Regions from separate parts of the Homo sapiens genome. Here regions 1, 2 and 4 are each linked to region 3. The links are chromatin contacts, found by Hi-C or POLR2A ChIA-PET in ENCODE. All regions are on one chromosome and are shown on one strand. Each heading gives the region's core, a stretch centred on a gene start or an enhancer-like site at or near the end of the contact. The rest is flanking DNA. Distances are from core to core; before and after follow the strand shown. Region 1 overlaps SIL1 (SIL1 nucleotide exchange factor). Region 2 overlaps SIL1 (SIL1 nucleotide exchange factor). Region 3 holds the start of SNHG4 (small nucleolar RNA host gene 4). Region 4 holds the start of STING1 (stimulator of interferon response cGAMP interactor 1).

Evidence for each region. Hi-C counts contacts between places; a loop is a spot of excess contacts on that map. ChIA-PET counts read pairs that join two places held with the same protein, here RNA polymerase II (POLR2A). Pooled maps may share reads with other maps.
Region 1: a loop to region 3 is called in a pooled map, with 4 times the contacts of the local background. The contact joins the enhancer-like site here to the promoter of SNHG4 in region 3. A Hi-C loop is called at or near these places in 52 of 168 maps with a recorded cell type or tissue (Caco-2, GM12878, IMR-90 and 25 more), 21 of 37 single-sample maps with no recorded cell type and 41 of 50 pooled maps. POLR2A ChIA-PET finds 5 or more read pairs at or near these places in 3 of 52 experiments (HEK293, WTC11 and common myeloid progenitor, CD34-positive).
Region 2: POLR2A ChIA-PET joins it to region 3 with 16 read pairs in PC-9. The contact joins the enhancer-like site here to the promoter of SNHG4 in region 3. A Hi-C loop is called at or near these places in 1 of 168 maps with a recorded cell type or tissue (Caco-2). POLR2A ChIA-PET finds 5 or more read pairs at or near these places in 2 of 52 experiments (H1 and PC-9).
Region 4: a loop to region 3 is called in a pooled map, with 2.8 times the contacts of the local background. The contact joins the promoter of STING1 here to the promoter of SNHG4 in region 3. A Hi-C loop is called at or near these places in 2 of 50 pooled maps. POLR2A ChIA-PET finds 5 or more read pairs at or near these places in 2 of 52 experiments (activated T-cell and naive thymus-derived CD4-positive, alpha-beta T cell).

The regions. Positions count from the first base shown.
Region 1 is chr5:139,090,262-139,093,705 of GRCh38, forward strand. All of the region lies in intron 3 of SIL1 (SIL1 nucleotide exchange factor), which reads right to left. Among named protein-coding and RNA genes, the nearest start is that of SIL1, 110 kb to the right of the region's middle. Within about 2 kb of position 1,795, at least 4 of the 41 ENCODE cell types and tissues checked have a DNase peak (open chromatin) inside an H3K27ac peak, as active enhancers do; they include heart right ventricle and ovary, where a contact is called at or near this core.
Region 2 is chr5:139,059,426-139,062,710 of GRCh38, forward strand. All of the region lies in intron 3 of SIL1 (SIL1 nucleotide exchange factor), which reads right to left. Among named protein-coding and RNA genes, the nearest start is that of SIL1, 140 kb to the right of the region's middle. Within about 2 kb of position 1,991, at least 10 of the 41 ENCODE cell types and tissues checked have a DNase peak (open chromatin) inside an H3K27ac peak, as active enhancers do.
Region 3 is chr5:139,272,096-139,275,575 of GRCh38, forward strand. It overlaps SNHG4 (small nucleolar RNA host gene 4), which reads left to right and starts at 2,006. Exons shown (of 7, transcript NR_182757.1): 1 at 2,006-2,066; 2 at 2,269-2,519. LOC124901081 (a long non-coding RNA gene) reads right to left here. Exons shown (of 4, transcript XR_007058956.1): 4 at 972-1,559. It also overlaps a transcript of MATR3 not described here. RefSeq lists an enhancer at 1,360-1,709 and a silencer at 2,000-2,079.
Region 4 is chr5:139,480,650-139,484,262 of GRCh38, forward strand. STING1 (stimulator of interferon response cGAMP interactor 1) reads right to left here and starts at 2,109. Exons shown (of 8, transcript NM_198282.4): 1 at 1,901-2,109; 2 at 1,561-1,653; 3 at 829-1,055; 4 at 510-693; 5 at 141-249. The coding sequence starts at 1,055. It also overlaps the pseudogene LOC101059986. RefSeq lists a silencer at 375-669 and enhancers at 1,272-1,501, 2,022-2,151, 2,162-2,281.

The DNA of each region.
Region 1 (3,444 bases), core at 545-3,044, 180 kb before region 3:
GATGAGTTCCTGCCACTACAGCCTCTCCTTTGCCAGCTCACCCTCTTCTACCTGACTGTTAAGAGTTGAAACTTCTCAGGATGCTCTTGATTCTCTTCTGGGGCTCATCAGTTCTCATGTCTCCAACTGCCATCTAGATACACATACACACAAACAGGAGCGCACAGAAATAAAACTAGAATGACCTACTGGATAATAAAACATATTGCAAAACCTCTACAATTAAAATGGTTTGATACTGGTGCATGAATAGACAGAATTACCAATGAAGCAGAAAAGAACATTCAAAAACAGACCCAACTGCACACAGAAATTTAATATACAGTAAGAGCAGCATCTCAAATCTATAGGGAAAGCACTTTCTTTTTTAGACAGGGTCTCGCTCTGTCGGCCAGGCTGGAGTGCAGTAGTATGATCACTGCAACCTCAAACTCTTGGGCCCAAGCGATTCTCCCACCTCAGCTTCTGGAGTAGCTAGGACTACAGGCACGCACCACTACACCTGGCTAATTTTTTTTCTTTTTTGTAGAGACAGGATCTCTCTCTGTTGCCCAGACTGGTCTCAAATACCTGGCTTCAATCCATCTGCCCACCTCAGCCTCCCAAAGGGCCGGGATTGTAACAGGAGTGAGCCACTGCACCTGGCCAAGTCAAACTTTTTAATAAGCAGTGTTGGGATAACTCAACAGACATACTGAAAAAGGTAAAAATTAACCCCATGTCTTATGCCTACATGTCAAGATAAATTCCAAACAAATTAAATCTTTAAATATACAAAATGAAAACATATAAGTACCAAAAGAAAGCATAGGTCAACTACTCTATAATCTGGGAGTAGTAAATAATAACTTTCCTAATTATAAGTTGGTGGCAACAACTTGTTGAAAGTAAATAACTTTCCTAATTATAATTCAAAATCCAAAAGAAATCACAAAAATATTAATTTGATTATGCAAAAATAAAAAGTTTTATAAAAAATAAAAATGCATGGAAAAATATCATAAGCAAAAAAGACAAATGTCAAACTAGGTAAAGTATCTGCAATTTAATATCATAGAGTGTTAATATCCCCAATATATAAAAAACTTTTAAAAAATAAGGAGAAAAAGACCAAAAACACAATAGAAAAAAAAGACTACAGATATAAACAGGCAGGTCACAGAAAAAGAAATACAATGCTATTTGACTCTATGAAAAGATGTTCAACTTTGCTCATCACATGACAAAGATAAAATAAAACTACAGTAGAAAACTGCTTTCCACCTATTAGGTTGTAAGTACTTTGCAGGCGAGACTAGGGAAATGAAATTTGCATATACAGCCCCTATAAAGGGGAATTTGACAACATCTAATAAAATTATAACTGCATTTACCCTCTGACCCAGAAGTCTGACTTCTAGGAAGTGACTGCAAAGATATGTTGGCAATAACCTGGATGAGCCTGGAAGTAGATTCTTTTCCAGAGCCACCAGAAAGGGACACAGGCTGGCCAACACCCTGGTTTCAGGCTGTGAGACCCTGAACAGAAGACTCGGCTAACCAGGACCTAGATTTCTGACCTACATCAACTATGAAATAATAAATGAGACGGTGTTTGAAGCCACTAAGTTGGTGGCAATTTGTTTCACAGCTGTAATTTGCAATACAGCCCTGCAGATGGGGGAAAGGGTTCACACCAAGGCTGGAAATGGGAGTAAGTGGACTGTGTGAGATCTTAGGCCATCTAGTTTGGCTGAAACAGCAGACAGGCAGAGCTAAGGACTTAGAATAGCTGAGGTTCTTGAGGCCAGCCCTCCTTGCCTGACCATCCAACGGGAGTATGGGAGCAGGAGGTGAAGAAAAAGGTCAAGGAGGGGAAACCCCTGGCAGGCTGCATCGCTGGTACTGATAAAAAGCATATGATCACTAAGACTTCAGATTTACCCTAAAGAATCTATAAGTACTTCTGTTTCTTCTACTTTCCCTTCTCCCTCTAGGCCTCCCCTCCCTTCTTTCTTGGACACTCAGACTTTAAACTGGATGACCTTGAAAAAGGTAGGAAAAAAATTTTAACAAAAAGGGAGCCCATTATTTGGTAGAAATTTCTCCTTTGTAAGTTTTCCTTTTATATAAGTCTATTTCTGTAGATAAATTGAACCCAACTGTGATATTTAAATCGTTTTAAGAAAGTACATTCTGTTTTACTTGCAAAAAGAGGGGACCCTTGGCCTCTTCCTTGAGACAGGCGAAATGGAAGGGGATGCAAGATACCCTGCTTATTTATCTCCAAAAGAAATCTATAGCCCCAAGCCCAGCCCAATTTTTGTGCCCAGCAGGAACAGGCCTTTGTTCAGAGAACACCACAGGTATGATGGGCACCACACCAAAAACAGAAAGCAGAACCGCTACATCTTTGGGCTCAAGACAACGGGAACATGAAAACAACAGGAGATGGAGAGTGCCAGGCACAAGGGAAATACCTTTTATCTTACATTTTGTTGCTCCTAATGACCTTGTTCAGGCCTCAAATCAGTATGACTTCATTCTTTGGGAAGTATATTCTATGGAAGCTTTAAAATATATTATGAGGTTGCTATGGTTTAAATGTGGCCTCCAAAGTTCATGTGTTGGAAACTTAATCCTGAATGTGACAATGTTGAAAGAGGTGATTAGGTCATGAGGGCTTTGCCCTCATGAATGATTAATGTCACTATCACAGGAGTGGGTAAGTTTTCGCAAGAGTAGTTTATTAAAAAAGCAAGTCCAGCTGGGTGCAGTGGTGTGCCCCTATAGTCCTAGCTTCCCAACTACATGGAAGGCTGAAACGCGAGGACTTGCTTGAGCCCAGGAGTCCAGCCCAGGCAACATAGCAACACTCCGTCTCTTTTGTTCCCCCCCACAAAAGGCAAGTTCAGCCCCATTCTGCTCTCTCTCCAGCACCTGCTCTGTCACCACATGATGCCTTTGGCCACGTATGCCACAGCAACTAGGCCCACAACAGATGCAGCTCCTCAAACTTGGATATCCCAGTCTCTAGAATTGTAAGAAATAAATCTATGCTCTTTAGAAATTACCCAGTCTCAATTATTCTGTTACAGCAGCATAAAATGTACTAAGACAGAGATAAATCAAGTTCTAACACAGGGAGACAGGTGTTATTGAACAGGTGCCGTCCACAATCCTTCAGAGCGCAGTTAGCTCCATCTCTCTTCCCACACTAACCCAGTCCGTGTGTGTGAAAAGGTAATAACCTGACACAATCTCCATACCCTGGCCATTGCGCTGAGGATAGAAGAGATTGGTTCTTCTCCGTGATGGTTAATGGAGGTCTTCAAAACTCTTTCAATCCCTTACCCATTACATTTTTCTAAGGTACTTTTAAATCCTTTCAACTCTGTATCTACAACACACTGTGTGAGGTAAATTTTCTTTCATTTGTCCCAAATTTAATTCCCTTGGGATCAC
Region 2 (3,285 bases), core at 741-3,240, 210 kb before region 3:
AAATTACCCAGTCTCAGGTATGTCTTTATTAGCAGCATGGAAACTAATATATACAGCTTAGAATATTATATTACATATATTCTAAACCACATATACATATATGATTTAGAATAACATTCAGGCCCTCCATGTAATCATCAATCATTAATGTTTAAGGGACACTGAGTTCACTTTCTCTAATAATCTGTGCCAAAAGTAACAAAAGAGGACATCAACAGATGTACAATATATATACATACAGACATCTATATACATGCACACACCTATATTTCTTGCTATATTATTGTTGTGTGTATATATCCACACATCTATATTTCTATATCTATTTATCTGTATATATTTTTAAAACTACAAGTTTATACTGATAGTTCAGATTCCAATCTAATACACGGGCTCATTTGTCTTCTCACTTTACTTATTTATAACTTCTTTCTCTAACACTGAGAAACCTGCTCTTATTATCTACAATATATTTTTGTTCTAGTATACAAATAAACTAGTTTCAAAACTGTTAACCCATATCCCTGTGAGAAATACATTTACCAAACTAGATTACAGCATGTATGTACAGTTCTGTTTTTAGCTTTACAGTACCTGGTCAAAATATTGCTTCACAAAGTCACTTGGGTTAGTTCTTCCCTGTCCAATTCATTAAGGTTATGTTATTAATTAGTAATACTTGGTTCATTTGTTAGTATTTGTATTCCATTTTATGGCTCCTGCCCCTCCATATCCTGATTGGCTTAACTGTTTATTTGGTGAGCCTATGAAGAGTATGTGAACTATTACTGTGGTTCTAAGAGTCGGAGCTATAAAAAAGAACAGTGTTCTGTTCTCTTACATACTTTTTTTTTGTATAGTTACTGTTTTTTTAAGCCACCAGGATTTGAGGTGTTTATTGTGGCATTCATTCCAATGGTCCCGAAACAAGAAATTAAAAGTGCCCAATATAAATAACAGTTTTTTCTGAAATTATATAGTTGCTTTTTTGTGTTAAAATGTCCTTTTAAAAGATGAGATAATGATAGTAGATAGTGTGTTGTTTCCATGTTAAGGCCCTTAACTCAGCAAAATAAAAAGTTGGCCTTAGTCCTCCAATTTTTTTTTTTTTTTTAAGTTTTTCTGGTCCATAAAACACCATAGCCTAGAAACCACCTCTCCATTCTACCAATCTTCCCTAGGACATTTGAGAATTATTCCCATTGTACACTTTAAATAGGTGAATTGGATAGTATATAAATTATATCTCGATAAAGTGGTTGTAGAAATATATTCCTCCACCATCTCTTTTTAAATCCTTGAACAGCAATTAGTCTATCAGACACAGTTCAATGTGACAGTAAATATTTCTAGGGGCCAGGAAAGAGAACTAAGGCTCAGGGCCTAGACACAGACCCAGGAATGAAGTTCTTGGAACGTTAGGAAGGGGAAAATTAGCCTAGGAAGCCTGAGGCCATGAAGCACCAGGACAAGAGGAACCCTGGCAGAAGGACAGGTAAGAAATAGTGATCAGGAGGTAGGAGCCATGTCAAATGCCCACAGGAGGCAGGAGGCAAGAGAGTGAGGAGGTTCATCTGTAAGAAAACATGAATGGTGAGGGCTGTGAAAAATGCCCCTTCTAAAAGTATTCCACCTTAAATACAGAAAAGGCAAACAAAACATATGGCCAGTTTGTAACTGCTGAAATGATAGTTTTACCTATTAACAAATTATACCTGGCTCTGTCTTTGCCCCAACTCATCCCAGTGTCCAGTGCTTAGAAACTTGTCCCTCCTGGACTCCCAGTGACAGGGCCTGCTCAGGTGGTGCCCACAGTGAGGTTGCTGTGGAGCCTGGCTGCCCTGCTTCAACGAAGACAGGCCAACTGGAATGAATGCATGGTGCTCTTGGGTCTGCCTTGGCATTAAGAGCTTTGGTAGTTATGGGACTTCAGGAGGGGTGAAAAGGACAGGATGTCCTCCATAGGCTCCTGCCTGGAAACTTCCTGCTCCAGGGACTTCCAGTCATACGTGGACACAATGGCAGAAAGCCAGAGGCTGCCCCGGCTGGCCATGCCGCAAGCCCTGGGACTCTGCTCCTCACTTGGCTATCTTTGTTGGCTGGGTGACTCTAGCCAAATTCCTTTATGTTTCTGAATCTTCATGCCCTTATGTGTCAACTGAAAAGAATTTATCGTGTCTGTTTTCCCTAATGTGCTACATTGTTGTGAAGAACAAATGAAAAAAGAACTGTGTCAGTGCTCAGAAGAAATAAAAAGTACACCAGAAAAAGCAGTCCCAAAAACAACCCAAAAAGGTAAATGTCAACCCGGATGAAGCAAAGACAGCTTATTTGTCAAGTCCTACAGGTAGGTGTTAAGAGTAAAAACTCCCGGTTATGCTGAGTTTCTGAAGGGCAGGAACCAATTATTGGTGCCCACAGCTCAAGCTCAGCTCAAGGCACACAGTAGGCCTCCATAAAGGTCAGCTTGAATGCCAGCTCCCTCTTCCCCAGACCAAAAGGAATACAAAAATATAGAACAGGAAGCAATGCCACTCACCTCGCTGGGGCCTCCAAGCTCCTAATAGGGCTGGTCAGAGCTGAGGCTTTACAGGCCCAGTTGCCATGACTACTAAAGCCCTCTCCTCCTGCTTCTTTATTCAAAACCCCCGAACAAGTCTTGGCAAGATCCCTGCCTTACACAAATGAGCATCTATCCTGTCTCCAGGACTTGAACGGAACCAGTAACAAATAACGTGCACAAACCTCTCTAGGGTGCTGAACCCTGAAACAACACTTAATGTTATTGTGTTTTTAAGGGAACCAAAAATGGAGACCTTTTTTTTAAACAGCAAAATACATAATGAGCCATTCTGGATCATAGTCATATTTATGTATTTTTTAGAAGGACTAAACAATGACAAACTGAGAAAAATAGGAATATTCTCCAAATGTATTTTTACTCTGAATCACAGAGAATCTAGAATCTGGGCCGGGTCTTAGAAGAGTTACCCAGCATGGCTTCCAGGCAAGGGTAGAAATCCCCAAGCTGCATGAAAGCCGCTCAGAAAAAAAGACGCCAGTTTCCCCCAGGGAACAGCTACCCTGACAGCTCCCACCATACCCTTGCACCACTACCCCACTACCCTCCAAAATCTCATCCACAGCACCCTAACCCATGTCTCCTTTCCAGTCCTCAAGGAGGACAAACTACAGCTGGTGACCAACCATTCTACACAGAATTCACAAGAGTAACGCTTTCCACAGACAAGGACTATCAATGCTACTTAGATTTCCTGTGTTCTA
Region 3 (3,480 bases), core at 756-3,255:
TCCCCTAGTCCTTTGCTTTCCATCTAGCTGCATCTTTTTTTCTAGAAATGTTCCCTTTTATTTTTTGTTATTATTCTCAATAATTTTGTCTTTGCAAGAAGAAACAAAAAAGTAGAAAAATAGTTGATATTACAGGTAAAAAAAACATAAATCAACCCATCAAAATTAATTCAGAATTTAAAAGGATGGAAGTCAAAAAGGTTGACTATGAAGGATTTTTAAGTTGGAAACAAAATCTTCATCTAGGTTTTTCTCCAAAGGTCATTGAAAGACCTATAGCCCAAAAAGTTGACCACTTGTTCAACAGGACATGAAAATATGGCTTACCTCACAGCCTTATTTATAATGGCTGGCCTTCCACATAAATCCTGCCTTCTACCTGGACTAATCTGAATCCAGTCATCACCAGATTATTGGTCCCTCTCTCCCCAAAGGTCTGCATAGCTCCCTGTCCTCAGTTACTTCTTGTCTCTTCTCTGAAAGCACACATGCACATTCACACACACACATACACACACACACACACACACACACACACACCCTATCTTTCCTTTTCATGAATCTTCAGGGTAGCTCTGCCCTCTCCACTTTGTGTGTTTGGAAGGAAAGAAAGCGAAATATATGAGATGCCAATGCAATTTCTCCTTTAGCAGAGCTCGGTAGGACAATTACCCACCCAATCTGCCTGGTTTTATAGCTCTCATAACCTTCCTTTATGAACACGCTGTGACAGCCGGATGTGGGCATTGATTATGGCAGCAGTCTTCAGCCACATTCCTATTTAACTGCAAAGCAGAGCTCCTGCCTACCAGCCCAGCACTGGTCATGTGACTTTTTAAATTACTGTATTTATGTAAGCCTTTTCCCAACCAGAGCCTATGTCCAACTGCATCAAAACTGGGGAGGATTTGAGCTTGCCACTTCCCCTCCAGTGGCTCTTTGGCCCTACAGCCTAGGGTCTCTTGCTGGAATCAAACTGGGGCTCTGGGCTTTCTTAGGAGAGGTCTGCAAGAGTTGGGGTGCACAAGAAGCATACCTTTTTCATTATGAAAGAGCTGAGGAAATAGACAATGAAACATGTTGGCAGATGCCAAGGGCAGTGGCTTGGTTCCCAGGGGTTCACCTGGCAATGGTGCCAGGTGCAAGAGATCAGCAAAACTTACAGGATTGGTTGTTGTTGTTGGGGGGCGGGTGTCGGAAAGGAATTTGGGGGAATTAGAGAATGGAGTTGGGAATCACTGCTTGTAGGCCTTCCACTCTGGACCCCAGCAGAATCATATGGACTCTAGCCACTGGGAGAGGGAAGTTTTAGTGTTCCAAAGAAATCCTGGTAGCCTTGCAGGCAGTCTGTCCTGACCAAGGACTCTGCCTGACTGTGCCATGGTGCAGGGCAAGTCTAGCAGAGAAAGCCAGTGTTCTTCAGTTACTGCAGCTCGGCGAAGAATCCCACTGCAGGGCACTAGGGAGGCCGGTCCTGCAGAGGTCAGCAGTAGGAGTGACTGGCTTAATCTATTCGAAAACCTCCTGGAAAGATCCCGAAGACCGTGGACCAAGGTGACCTGCGTGGGTGAGCGATCCATTAGCCGAATGACAGCGCTGCCGCAGAAAGCCAGAAAAAGGATATGCGTGGGAAGCGCAAAAGCGTGGGCTGGGCCTGCAGCAACGGAAAGGCGCCACGCTCGTGAGCGGAACCAGCGTTCCGGGGGCGCTCAGTGTGGGCAGGCAGGAAGCCTGGCTCCACTAGGACACACAGATTCTCTCCTGAGCAGCTGCGAACTATGCGCCCCTTCTACCCTTAAGAGATGGGATGGGAGTCCAACAAACCCAGCCATTGCTCAGACCCCAGCCCTTCTCTCCTCTAAGAAGCAGGTTCACCTCTGCCACCGCACTCGCATTTTTTTTTTTTTTTAAAGCCCGGCCTTTCCTAGGCGGGGTCAAGGGCCCCGCCCACCGAAGCCACGCCCAGTAGCCGCCCCGGGGCGGGGTTCCCCTCGGCTCCCGGCTGCCCTTTCCCCTCCGGCCTCTGCCGGTGCTGCTGCGCCCTGCGGAGCTCCGAACACGTGCGCGTGAGTAAGGACCCAGAGGGGAGAGTCCTTGGAGGTTTCCCAGCCTGGGGAAAGAAGCAGTGCAGGGTGGCTTCTGCCGGGGCACGGGACGAAATTGGGGTTCGTCCCCTCGTGATCCCGAGCTTGGAGGGCATCTGAAAGAGACTTGGGCCTCGGAGTCGTCCCCTGTTTTTCTACCATCCCTCTTCCCTCTTCTCCCTAGGGAGTCCCATAGAGCCTGACTCCGAGAGCCTCGATCTCCCAGGGCCAGAGGCAGGGACTTTGGAAGGTTTGTGAGGAACAAATGTCCGGTGGAACTGAGTCAGCCCCTTTAACCCGAGCCTTGAAAGGGGCAGGCTATTTTTAGATCTGTTTTTAGACCCAGCGAACAATGAACCCTCTCTACTCATTTTCCTGTTCCTCTAAATTATTTGGAGGAAGTCAGGAGTGAAATTTGGGGATGGCTGGAAAAAGGTATGATCTTAGCCTTACATAAATTATAATGGTGACTGTGAGGCCGGGCGCGTGGCTCACGCCTGTAATCTCAGCACTTTGGGAGGCCGAGGCGGGCGGATGACGAGGTCAAGAGAAGAAGACCATCCTGGCCAACATGGTGAAACCCCGTCTCTACTAAAAATACAAAACTTAGCTGGGCGTGGTGTCGCACGCCTGAAGTCGGGAGGCTGAGGCAGGAGAATCGCTTGAACCCGGGAGGCAGAGATTGCAGTGAGCCGAGATAGCACCACTGCATTCCAACCTGGTAACAGAGCAAGACTCCGTCTAAAAAAAAATGGTGACTGTGTAGGAATATTTATTATCATTTGTGCAAACATTTTGGTTATTTTTATTTTTTTTAACGGAGTCTTGCTCTGTTGCCCAGGCTGGAGTGCAGTAGGGCGATCTCGGCTCACTGCAACCTCCGCCTCCTGGGTTCATGCCATTCTCCTGCCTCAGCATCCCGAGTAACAGGGACTACAGGTGCCCGCCACCACGCCCGGCTAATTTTTTTTTTTTTTTTTTTTTTTTTTTTGTATTTTTAGTAGAGACGGGGTTTCACCGTGTTAGCCAGTATGGTCTCGATCTCCTGAACTCGTGATCCGCCAGCCTCAGCCTCCCAAAGTGCTGGGATTACAGGCGTGAGCCACCGCGCCCGGCCTAACATTTTCGTTATTGCTTTTAATCAGTAGTTGAGGTCTTGGCACGACTACTGCCTCCAATTCCCCTCACATCCAATACTGCAGTTATTTTTCCAAGTGCTGTTTTTATTGTCCTTCAGGAAGTATTGGAGGCCCTCCTCTATCCAGTGTTCCCACTGTTCACTGCCCGTTTCTCTCACTGGATAACTTTTCCCTTTTTACTCACTCATATTCACCATCTAAGCCTTTTTTGGAATGTAGCTCCTCAGGTGTTTACTGAGTGCCCACACTATACCAGA
Region 4 (3,613 bases), core at 859-3,358, 210 kb after region 3:
GCCTTGGGATTAAAGGATTTGGTAGACATGAAAATGCTTTGAAAAATATAGTGAGTTCTGTGTGTTTAGAAACACAAGAGGCTGTGTGTCTTAGTGTCTGTTTTGTAGATCGAGAAATGGGGGCAGAGAGGATGGCCCACCTGGCAGGATCAGCCGCAGATATCCGATGTAATATGACCATGCCAGCCCATGGGCCACGTTGAAATTCCCTTTTTCACACACTGCAGAGATCTCAGCTGGGGCCAGGCCCTGTGGACAGCAGGATGTGGCTGGGGGGCCTCCATCAAGGACACCCAGAGAACTCCTCCTCCTCCTCCAAGGCTTCCCAACCTGCTCCTGACTTGATCCCTCTTTTGCCATTGCCAAACCCACTGTTCCAGGACATTATAGGTTCTACTCCATGGACTCCAGCCTTTAAACCAGTCCCACTCCCAGTACTCAGCTCAGGGCAGGTCACACCAGCCACAGCCACCACTTGGCCAGAGCTTCTACCTCCCCCTGTGTCATACCTTGAGGCCCAGGAGGATGTTCAGTGCCTGCGAGAGGCCCAGGAGGGCAAGCATCCAAGTGAAGGGCGGGCCGACCGCATTTGGGAGGGAGTAGTAGAAATAGATGGACAGCAGCAACAGGGCCCCACGGCGGAGGGGGCAGCCCAGGCAGGCCCGCACAGTCCTCCAGTAGCTGCCCCGGTACCTGTGAGTGACAGCCAGACCCCAGACCCCAGCCCCCAGCCCAGCTCAGCCAGAGAGGTTCAAGGAGGGGCAGGGCTAGGCATCAAGGGAGTGACACACGTTGGATACCCCGTCCCTGGGTACTGCAGTGAGTCACCTGGAGTGGATGTGGCGCAGCTCCTCAGCCAGGCTGCAGACCCCGTTTAACAGCAGTCCCAGCTGCAGGGAGGCTAGGTGGAGCACCAGGTACCGGAGAGTGTGCTCTGGTGGCTCTCCTAGCCCCCAAAGGGTCACCAGGCAGGCACTCAGCAGAACCAAGGCTGCCTTCTGGGCCCCGTGACCCCTGGGACACGGGATGGATGGATGCAGGCTGGAGTGGGGCATCTGTGGGCACCAAGAAATCCATGACCATTCTCCCCTTGCCCTCCTGCCCTTCTGGGACTGAGGCTCTGGCTGGGCACTTCCTCCCAGTTCCCCTTTCCCTGGTGCCCAGCCACTCCCAGAGGCTGCTCTTAGAGACACCTCTAGGAGGCAGGCTGGGAATAAGTCACCCCAAAGCTCCTGTCTCAGCGAGGTTTGCTGAAAACAGAGCAGGGCCTGCACATACACGCCCCACCAAGACCCAGGGAGACCACAGGTGTGGTGAAGAAAGAAGGCAGCAACTATCCCAGACCCAGACTTGAAGCTGTCCTGTGCAGCCGTACCCAACCAAGAACCCTTGGGGACCTGGGTTCCCCTGTCCCCGGAACCCACCCCAGGGAGGACCTTAGTCAACAAAGTGGAAAACAGAGCTCAGGGAGTGGGGACAGGGCAGCCAGCAGGCACCCCCTCGCCTCTGGGTGCCAGGGGCCCTAGGTTTGGCGTTCTGCCAGGCTGATCTTGAGCCTACCTTCTGCCTCCCGGACACTGGCTGCTCTGGATGATGACGAGGAGAGAAGGCCCGGCGCTACGAGCAGCCAAGGGCAGCTTCTCTGAGTGCAGCCTGAAAATGAGATGTTAACAACGATTGGTTTCTCCACAACACTCTAGCCCTGGCGTTTCTCCAAACCGCAGCTTTACTGGTGCTGGGAAGGAGGGTATTTCCTGTTCCTCAGGAAGGGAGGTAGGAACCTTCCCTCAAAGCCCTGATGAGCTGGGCCTGAGTCCTGGGGTCAGGGGTGAGGTTTGAGAAAGCCTCCATTCCATTGCCCTTTGCTACCCCCAAACCAAGGGTGTTTAGAAACACTCACCGCAGTCACAGCTCTGAACAGCGGGTTCCCCTCAAGCCACCACGATCAAACACACTGTACCTAACACCTGAGCAGGACTCCACACACTCAGCCAAAGGCAGCACACACATCACACGATGATTCCCCGTCTCATATTTTTCTTCTGGTTTCCAGGATGCAGATTCTTTTTCTGAAAAGTGTGACCTAGGAGGGAGGAGTGAAAAATGAACAGTTATTTCCGGTAACAAGAGCTATTTTTATAAAGCACTTGGTGGGAGAGGAGGGGCACAGAGGAATGGGGGTTTGGCTCTTTGCAGGAAATGGCCACGCCTGTGACTTCTCCAAGAGAGCCTGCCGGTTTCTGCCCAGAAGGCGGTTGTGGGGATGATATTAGGTAGGAGCAAAAGTAATTGCAGGCCTGGCACAGTGGCTCATGCCTGTAATCCCAGCGCTTTGGGAGGCCGAGATGGGTGGATCACTTGAGGTCAGGAGTTCAAGACCAGCCTGAGCAACATGGTGAAACCCCATCTCTACTAAAAACAAAAATTAGCCAGGCGTGGTGGTGGGCGCTTGTAATCTTAGCTACTTGGGAGGCTGAGGCAGGAGAATCGCTGGAACCTGAGAGGTGGAAGTTGCAGTGAGCAGAGATTAGGCCACTGCACTCCAGCCTGGGCAACAAGAGCGAGACTGTCTCAAAAGAAAAGAAAAGAAAAGAAAAGAAAAATGATCTGACCTACATTGTTTGAGTGTAGGTTATAAAATCCCCATGCATCAACCTAAATTATAATAATAATAATAATAATAAAGTGTTTACCTTGTTCCAGACATTATGCCAAGTGTTGCATATATCACTTCACTTGTATATCATTTCACCAGCCACCCTGTCAGGTAGGTATAATTCTAGCCCCATTTTATAGATGGATAATCCGAGGCTCAGGGAGGTGAAATAACTGGTTTAAGTAATTGAGAGTGGGGACTTGAAGCCTGGTGGGTTGCTCCAAAGCCCAGCTTGCTCTGTGCCTTGATTTCATTCCAGTAATCCCAGCACTTTGGGAGGCCAAGGCAGGAGGATCACTTGAGCCCAGAAGTTTGAGACCAGCCTAAGCAACACAGGGAGATCCCATCTCTACAAAAAAAAAAAAAAAAAATTAGCCAAGCATGACGGAACACGCCTATAGTCCCAGCTACTTGGGAGGCTGAGGTGGGAGCATCACTTGACCCCTGGAGGTAGAGGTTGCAGTGAGTTGTGATGGCACCACTGCACTCCAGCCTAAGTGACAGAGTGATACCCTATCTCAAAAAAAAAAAAAAAAAAATAGGCCAGGCGCAATGGCTCATCCTTGTAATCCTCGCACTTTGGGAGGCCAAGGCAAATGGATCACTTGAGGTCAGGAGTTCGAGACCAGCCTGGCCAACATAGTGAAACCCCATCTCTACTAAAAGTACAAAAAATTCGCTGGGCGTGGTGGCGGGTGCCTATAATCCCAGCTACTCAGGAGGCTGAGGCAGGAGAATCGCTTGAACCCAGGAGGCGGAGCTTGCGGTGAGCCGAGATCATGCCACTGCACTCCAGCCTCGGCAACAAGAGTCAAACTCCATCTCAAAAAAAAAAAAAAAAAAGGCCGGGTGCAGTGGCTCACTCCTATAATCCCAGCAATTTGGGAGGCCAAGGCAGGCAGATCACCTGAGGTCAGGAGTTCAAGACCATCCTGACCAACATGGAGAAACCCCATC